Linked DNA regions of Homo sapiens: region 2 is linked to region 1. A link is a loop called in an ENCODE intact Hi-C map of the cell type or tissue named here. Cell type or tissue: psoas muscle. All regions are shown on one strand. Links, peaks and the distances in the headings refer to the core of each region. The heading gives the core; the rest is flanking DNA. Region 1 overlaps ADAMTS9-AS2 (ADAMTS9 antisense RNA 2). Region 2 overlaps ADAMTS9-AS2 (ADAMTS9 antisense RNA 2).

Region 1 (4,400 bases), core at 198-4,197:
GACTGACTGGCACATGTGAATTCGGGCATGAGTTTGGTCAGTTATCTCATAGCAAAAGATGTGTCATATGTTACGGATCTGTGTGATAAGTCGTGTTTCCCTTGACTGCTGTGCGGAGTCCCACTCCTTCTTGCTTTTCCTAAGTCTTTTCTATAGTTTCTAGAAACACAATAAGGGGAATGGAAAGACATGTAGTTTGAAACAGATAAAACTTGAGGTTCATATCTTGGCTGGGCCACTTATTAACTAGGTCTCAGTTTTCTTAACTGTTCAGCAAGGAAGTGTTACTTAGTTCATCGGATTCTTGTGAGAAATAAAGGAAATGACGTATGTTAAGGACCTAGATTATACTAGGTACTCAAAAACGGTCATTGTTATTTTTTAGTCAAATAAAAGTGAAATGATACTGATGCTCTAGTGAAATCTCTCTATTAAAGATACCTAACCATATACCCCATAAAGGAGAGCTGGTCCTTATTATACCCGGTAACAAGTAACAAACAGAAGTGATTATAATTTCAACTTGTCACTTTTTCTAGGTGGAGCCTCTGACCATTCAAACTTTTTTGCAGTGCAAAAAAGAAGGCAGGAATACCTTAGTACATGGACTTACAGGGATTCAGATTTGATTGTAGATAAACGATTTTTAAAATAATTCTTGTGAACACGGGGTTAACAGCCCTCAGGAGTGCAGTTGATCTGTTTCACGTTATCATTTCTTGATTTCTTAAAACCAGTGACTCAAACTGGGCTGCCCTTTTAGCCTGGGAAATCCCTAAAGCGGAAACGGAGGGGGAAAAAGCCCTTTGTGATTTTTCAAAATGAATCACCAGTGATTAGGGCTAATTTCAATGCTGGATTCATTCAAGTATGTTACCTTGAGAAGTGGAAGCACCCTTGCCTTTCCCTTTTCCTTTCTTTGTTTGCCTCCCAGGCAGGACTCACTCACTTCCACCCACCCCTCACCTCTCACACAAAGACCTTCAGAGTTGGGAAGCTTTAGCAGCCTCCCTAGGGAAGAGTCTAGCGGAACCTGCTTACTCCAGCCCCACCCTCTAGTCTCTTCTGGCAGGTGTTAGTTGGCTAAGTTTTCCCTCTGTGCAATTTTGATGTTTTGCTTTTCCTCTCTTTCCGTAACCCCCGCCCCTCCACCATTAGCTAGGTAATCATCATTGTTCTGTGATGTTAGCAAATGCTTGGGTGGGTGAAACCTGCCCTTGTGATGAAGAGGCTCTGAGAATCCTTGGCTAATTGTGTTAAAGTCAAAGAAAGCTCTTTACACATCCATAAGTAGGCTTTAGAGCTGGATAGAAAAAAGAAGAAGAAGATAAACAAGGGCAAACAGTGCGATTCAATTAGGCTAGGCTTCTGCAGTGGTCTGTTTGGACCACTTGGAGATGTGTTGAGGAGAAGCAGAGCTGTGATTTTCCTTCCCATCTTCCTGCTTTCCCTCTGTTCCAGGGAATAGACACAATAGTGCTTTGAGGAGGGAAAGCTAATGTTGAGACAGAATTTTTAAATTCAATACAGCATGACTCAATTCAGCCAACCATCCCTGAGCACCAGTTCTCGGAGTTACATGGCTGGTTCAGACCCTGTCCCTGCCATCCTAGGGCTGCCTCCTAGGAAGGGAGAAGGACATGAAGACATTTATGTTAAGAACACATCTGCCTGTTAATGGCCCACCTGGTGCTCAGAAAATATGAACATTCACCCCACCTGCACAAATTCTGATATAAAACCGTAGAAAGCAAACTATTATTTACTTACTATTTTTCTTTATTCTCTCATTTTAAAATTTAGATTCATCCTAATCAATATTCTCTGGGAAATTATGGGCAGGATATATGGTTACAATGTTACAAATGCACATTAAAATAAATGAATAAGCAAGTAAACCTGTTCATCTGAGCACCCCGTACTCAAGGCACCTTATGTATTCTTAGCAATGTCACAGGGAATCATTGCCATGTGATGTGCTGCGCATAGGTACCTGACAGAGGTCTTCCAGAGGCTGATGGAAATGGAACCAGGGAGCAGGGCAGAGGCAGAGAGAGGAAGAAACTGGAAGATGGAGGACTTCCCTGAGAGCTCTGAGCTTTCATCCTCAGGACCCCCATGGGAGTTTCTTATGGATTTCTGGTAGAGAAAAGTGCTCCAGACAAAAGTGACAGAGAGCACTAAGCTTAAAGTACTAGGGGAAGGAGTAAGGAAAGGAGTAGAAGATTCATTAATTCATTCCATAATGAGGAATGAATTCATTAATTCATTCTATATTGGAATGAATTTATATATATATATGAGATATATATATCCCCTATAAAGTAGGGGAACCTACTTTGTAACCACATGTCTGCCCGTCTGTTAGTTCTCTACATGATACTGGAGGCTATACCAGGAAGTATGATAAATGGTCTTGCTCTCAAGTTGCTTGCAGTCAAGTTAGACAGGTGACACACACACAAACACACACACACACACACTCTCTCTCTCTCTCTCTCAGGCATCCAGAGATAAGCATTCAAAGAGAATGTATGCTTAAGGACCAAAATAGCAACACTGAGAGTTACTGTGAGTTCAGAGGAAAAACTTCTGTAGATAGCACAGGCTGAGAAAGGCCTCCCAAAAGCAGGGGGTCTTTAAAGAATGGAGCAGAACGTGGAGAGTAGAAGTAGTTCAGGCTGGAGAAACACATCAGAAGCAACAGCTGCACATGTAACCTGTATCCCCCTCACTGCAACCTTGGATTGGACCAATCACAGCTTCTAATTCCAGTTCTCAACCCAGTGTCCCGAATGGATACTAAAGGGTCTGTGAATTCATAGACAGGCAAGCGTTTTGTGAATTCACATGTGTATTTTTTCTGGGGAGAGTATTTCTAGTTTTCATCAGATCCTCCATAGAGCGACTCAAAATCACTTAGGAGTTTTTGCGAGTTTATTCCAATTTATGTCTTTATTATCACAAGCATCCATTTTGTTGTTTCTTTACATCTCACTTTTTTTTCATTACAAGGAGAATCCAGTTTTCACAAACCTGAAGGGAAATAAAATTTCTCACAGTGATTAGATTAGTGCCCAAGGCCACTTAGTGAAACCAGGCCTCCCTGGCAAGGTCAAGCTCTAACGCTCATCCATGCTCATAACCAGGGATTCTCTGCTTAGTCAAGTTTCCCACGGAGAGAATCAACATACGTCCTGACTCAGTCTCACCTCCCCTGTTAGGGCTTCTTATATTCTCAGCTCGGTGAAACTCCACTCCAAGTATTTTGTCTTGTCACTGACCGTGACTTGAATGTTAATTTTTTGCCTTTGACAACTGCCTTTGTTAAACATCATGCTCTACTCAGCATAGCCCATCTTTTGGAACCTGAAGAAAGTAAGCATGCTTTAAATACTTTCAGCCCAGCCCATGTCTTTAGCATGATATTTCATTACAGTGGCAACACACAAACCGTACGTTCAAAAATGGCATCTCTATTTTAAAATCAGTATTTATACGAACCTGCTTGCAAATCCACTGCTTATACATGATTTTTAAATGGATTACTCTTCTTTTTCTATTTATTATTCAAAAGTAGGGAGAAGATGATAACCAAGCCTTATGTTTTCATTTCCTAATTTCATTCAACTCATGGCCAATCTTGTTTCCTATTAGCACCTCCCACGTACTGTCCAAACCCAGATTATTTTGAAGCAAATGTTACGTATCATATAATTTGCCCTTAACTGTTTCAGCATTATACAAGATTTTAAGTAGACTTTGTTATTAATAGTATGAGCCACTTGCCAGGTCATGGAAAAGTCTTGTGACAGTGGCATGTGAAAGAGTTTGTGTAAAGGGGGCCCTACTTATTTCCCTAAAACATTTCTGTTTGGTAATTTCTATGGGTTAAAAATCTCTTTGCTAATAACGTCTGCTATACTTTTAAGAATCACTGGTGCTGTAGATTACAGTTTTCGTCCAGTCCATTCAGTGCAATTAAGTACGTAAAGTCAGTTCTGCTATAAGACTTGTTTTGAAATCATGAATTTGTTCCAACGGTATTGATATATTAGGGAACAATTTGAACATAACTGGATTTCACGTTTGCTTATACACAATTTCATCCCCTAGAAACACTAGATGAATGCAGAAAACTGTACCCAGCTGAACTGCACCTGATAGGAATACACAAAATGCATACACCTCCACCATCTGTCATCTATCTCAGTCCACCACGTTGTCATGAGCCACACCATGCACATCCGGTGCTGCAACTTTCTTTCTGATTCTACATAACCCCCTCCCACCACTTCACAATAGCTCAAAAGCAGCAACCCTTTCCACTTTGACTTCCACAGGCAGATTCCAAGTCTTTGACAAGGAAAAGTGCAATATTTATTGTATCTATGCATGTC
Region 2 (4,400 bases), core at 129-4,128, 180 kb after region 1:
CTTCCAACTGCCAGTATCTGGATCTCTCAGGCTGGGGGCTTTCTAGGAATCCCTGGTAGGAGTTTTGTCCAAACCGAAGAATGAACACACCACTTCCACATCATCCACCCTTAACCAATGGACTGGCAGAAGCTGGTGTAAAAATATACTCCAGATTTCTCATCCTTTGGAAGGGGTGACTCTGGGGTATCTGTTCTTACACTGTTTTCCAGAGTTTCCCTGTGGATTGACACTCTGGTTTCTCACTGGTATATTATGCCCTACATTAGCAACCTTCTCTTCCATGTCTAACTTTCCCATGGCCCTACTGGTACTTCTGAACATCTCAAATAAGCTCTTTTCACTTGAATCCTTGTCATGAGTTCTGCTTCAAGGCAGAATATAAACCAAGATACCGTGTAACCTGGGACAAGTTTCTTTATCTCCCTGAACCTTGGCTTCCTTATCTGTAAAATGGGAGTAATGAGAACAATTATATTATGGGAAGTGGCAGTGAGGATTTATTTGAGATAATACCAGTAAAGCCACAAGCACTGCCTATGGTAGTGATGAAGTACAGATTGAATATCCCTAATCTGAAATTCAAGATCCAAAATGCTCTAAAATCTGAACATTTTTGAGCACCAATATGATGCCACAAGTGGAAAATTCCACACCTGACCTCATGTGACAGACCTCAGTCAAAATATAGTCAAAACTTTATTTTATGCACAAAACAATGAAAAATATTGTATAAAATTACCTTCAGGCAATGAGTATAAGGTGCATGTAAAACATAAAAAAATCATGTTTAGACTTGGCTACCATCCCCAAGAGATCTCATTATGTATACACAAATATTCCAAAATCTGAAAAAATCTGAAATTAGCAACAGTTCTGGTCCCAAGTATTTTGAATAAGGAACACTCAACCTGTACATCATTGCTACCATGAGCAGTGCTGGCTGCTTTACTATCATTATCTCAAACAATTACTCACAACCATTTCCCATGATATAATTATTCCCATTATTCCCATTTTGCAGATAAGGAAACTAAGGTTCTGGGAGATAAAGCTCAGGCTCCTCTCTCTGCATGGACTCATGGTCAAGACCCCTCTAAAGATCCAGAATACTATTTAAAGAAAATCAAATACAGTCATGCATCACATAATGATGTTTCAGCCACGACGGACTACATATATGATGTTGGTCTCATAAGATTATAATACCAAATTTTTACTGTATCTTTTCTATGATTAGATACACAGATAATTATCCTTGTGTTACAATTGCCTACTGTATCCAGGAGAGTACCATGTTGTACAGGTTTGTAGCCTAGGAACATTAGGCTATACTATTAGGATAGTAGGCTATCCCATCTAGGTTTGTTAAGTACACTCTTTGATGTTGGCTGAACCTCAAAATCACCTAATGACACATTTCTCAAAACATATCCCTGTCATTAAGAGCCATGTGACTGTACCATTGTAGGGTGGCAGAGAGGCAAAGGACTCCATGAATTCAGTCACGGTGTGTGTGGGCTTATTCTGTCTCCCCAGTCACGTCCCAGTTCAGAAGTCTGAGCCCCGTGCGACAGATCAGTGTCTGAGGGACATCGTGGCTCCTGACTTCTGAGTTGGCACGCTGGGCTGGAGCCTGCTGCGTGCCTGACCACAGGAACCTGTCTCTGACAGGAAGAAGGAATACAGTCAAGGAAGTGTGGCAGACCTGACTCCAGACAATTGGAAAAACATCACCGTGCCTCACAGTGGAAGGTGAGTATGACTTCAACTGTGGCCTTAAAAAGAAATGGGGGGAAGGCAGGGAAAATGTTTTTCCTCTCCCTTTCAATAGAGAAGTTTATCTACCTAAAACCCTGTACTCCTTCTAACAGCCTATAAATACACACCCAAACCTGGAGAAAAAATTAACAACACACTTCTGCCCCACCCGGCATGTTCCATTTGCTCTGGTTCCTTCTGTTCTTGTTTAAAGGTTGGCTCCTTAACTCTCTTTGCTCATGACTTGCCCCAAGACATTCAGAGGTGTCTAGGGGAGAGCTGGTCTGCAGAACTTGCTCAGAATGTTCAGCTGGTCCCCACATCTGGATGAAAGGGCTCTATCAGACCCAAGATGAAGAAGCAGGAGGTAATGAGAGCAGAGTCGTGGATCACAGCCAGGCCAGGAATAATGGCAAAGCTATAATTACCCTGTAAGACTTCGGATGGAAGTGACTATTTTAGAACCTGACAACATCTCAATGACATCTTGGAGTCACATTCGGGAAAGCCCCTTCTTGCCACTGTTGTCTTCTTGTCATGCAATAGGATGTCAGTGTCGGGGACATTTCCTATCAGAAAACCATCAAGGGCTCTGTATAGAGCTTGGAGAAGCTTAAAAGAGTGCCATGGTGTATAAGCCTTGGCTCTGGCTAAAAATGTTATTATTTCTCCCTTTCAGGAGAAAATATTTTCATTCTGTTGTTCATTGAGTCAACACAATTTGGACAGTTTGTGGCCATGGGCTCTCCGATCACAGAACATAAAGTCTTTACCATGTATCTTGGTTTAGCCACACATCTATTTTACAGCCTTATAACTGTAAGTTAGTTGGGGAATATCTGTGGTGGAAAATAGAATGTGTTTGGGTTATGCAGCCAGAGAGCTCCTTGAAAACTTTAGGTAATCCAGCCTCTCAGAGCCTCCATTCCCTCATCTGTTGACACTGTGAACGCCTTTCCTCCCCTCCTAGGGCTCTTTTAATATAAAAGAGGAATTTTTGTGTCAGTAAATAAAGTTTTGTGGGAACATTAAAAAAAAAAAAGAAGAAGTGTAAAAGGAGAAAGGTGGGGGGGAGTTCCCAGCACATACTATGTGCCCAAGGAATGTGAGTTCCTATCATTACAGCATCCCTTATCATTCTTTAACATGTAGGAAAAAGAATATGGAGGTGGGTAGGGAAATGGCAAAGCAAACATAGACTATTGGCTGAGCACAGACTCTAAAGTTAGACTACTTGGGTTCAAATATTAGATTTGCTATATCCTATTTGTATTTTCATGGGTAGTTTACTTCATCTTTTCTTACCTCAGTTTCCTCAACTATGAGGCAGTACAAGGACTCAACTTACAAGATTGCTATAGAAAATCACACAAATGTGGCACAAAGTCTAGATAGAGTAGCCACCAGTAGAGGATAGCTGCTCCCATTAGTATCATAATGATTATTTAAAAATTATTATTATTGAAGACCAGTCTTTTTTCATGCCTAGGAACTTGAGCTGTCAATCACAGAGCAGGTACTTGGCAGCCATACAGAAGGACACAGGGCAGTTGGTAGCAATCGGGTGACTGTCCCAGACCAGTACACCTGTGTGAACATGGTGTCATTACAACCCTGGTGGCTCCCAATCAGCTGTGTAAAGATCAGCAAAAGAAATGCATTACAAATTTTACTTACGGCATCAATGTATATAAAGGCTTCTATTGGAAAAAATAAACTGGGCCAGAAACAAGGTTATTCAGACCAAGCACACTTTCACTTCTTTGCATTGTGAATCATTGCTTTCTGAGTAGGAGACAATGGAGTGGATTGCAGCTAGTGACGCCTGAAATTGCCCAAGACCTTGTGCTAATGATAATGATAAGCAATAATGATGATATGATTGCAGATAATGTTAACTGACTACTTATGCCATATGCGTTACTGCATTTAAGTACCTAGTTTTTTAAATCTGATACTCATCAGCTTTCCCTGTATTATCTCACCTGATAGAAGGAGGGAGAATATTCTTATTGTCCTTATTTTATGGATAGGATGACTAAAGCTCAATGAGGTGAAGTAACATGCTCATGGTCACACACTGGTATGTGACATCTGGGAATCTGAACTCAGCCCTGCAAGAAATAGGAGTCTCAAGTTTTATCTGTGCCAAAGCCCATATTTTGGGTATGCCCTGACTGGCAGGGCATGGAGTGAGAAGACAGATTTCCAGAGTGGACCTCGTTCATGGTTTCCTTCCTTTCCCAGAAAACTTCTAAAGAAGCTGGGAAGTGCTGAGAAGTCAGTAGACTAGTAAGTCAATTTCTTGACCCATCACAACCAAGAAGCAGTTTACTGGGCAGAAGGATACTGTATACCTAGTGATGAAATAGCGATTTAAAACCCTCACATTTGCATAGGGATTTGCACTTTGCAAAGAGCCTTATCTATGTCCTCTCACTGATCCCTTAAAAAATGAACATAAAACCACTGGAGACACAAGAAGAACTGGCAAGGAAGAAAACAGCTTAGAAACTCTAATATGCAGAAGTTACATATGAATGACTATTCAACCCAGGGCTTTGCAAATGTGATAAACACATGTTGATTTACCGAATAGCACAGCTACACTTACTGTAGTCTATTTTTTAAGAAGAAAT

Evidence for each region. Peaks named below come from ENCODE experiments on the same cell type or tissue, not always from the same donor. Only the 100,000 strongest peaks of a DNase experiment are listed, where the experiment ranks them.
Region 2: a loop joins it to region 1, with 2.3 times the contacts of the local background. A loop is called at or near these places in 2 of 110 quality-filtered maps.

What each region holds. Positions count from the first base shown.
Region 1 is chr3:64,904,989-64,909,388 of GRCh38, reverse strand. The region is part of intron 4 of ADAMTS9-AS2 (ADAMTS9 antisense RNA 2); the gene reads right to left. All of the region lies in intron 2 of LOC105377124 (a long non-coding RNA gene), which reads left to right. Among named protein-coding and RNA genes, the nearest start is that of ADAMTS9, 220 kb to the right of the region's middle. In psoas muscle, for the core only: no CTCF peak of the experiment used is centred there; no DNase peak of the experiment used is centred there; H3K27ac peaks cover 919 bases.
Region 2 is chr3:64,726,425-64,730,824 of GRCh38, reverse strand. All of the region lies in intron 1 of ADAMTS9-AS2 (ADAMTS9 antisense RNA 2), which reads right to left. Among named protein-coding and RNA genes, the nearest start is that of ADAMTS9, 41 kb to the right of the region's middle. In psoas muscle, for the core only: no CTCF peak of the experiment used is centred there; a DNase peak (open chromatin) is centred at 2,134; H3K27ac peaks cover 2,183 bases.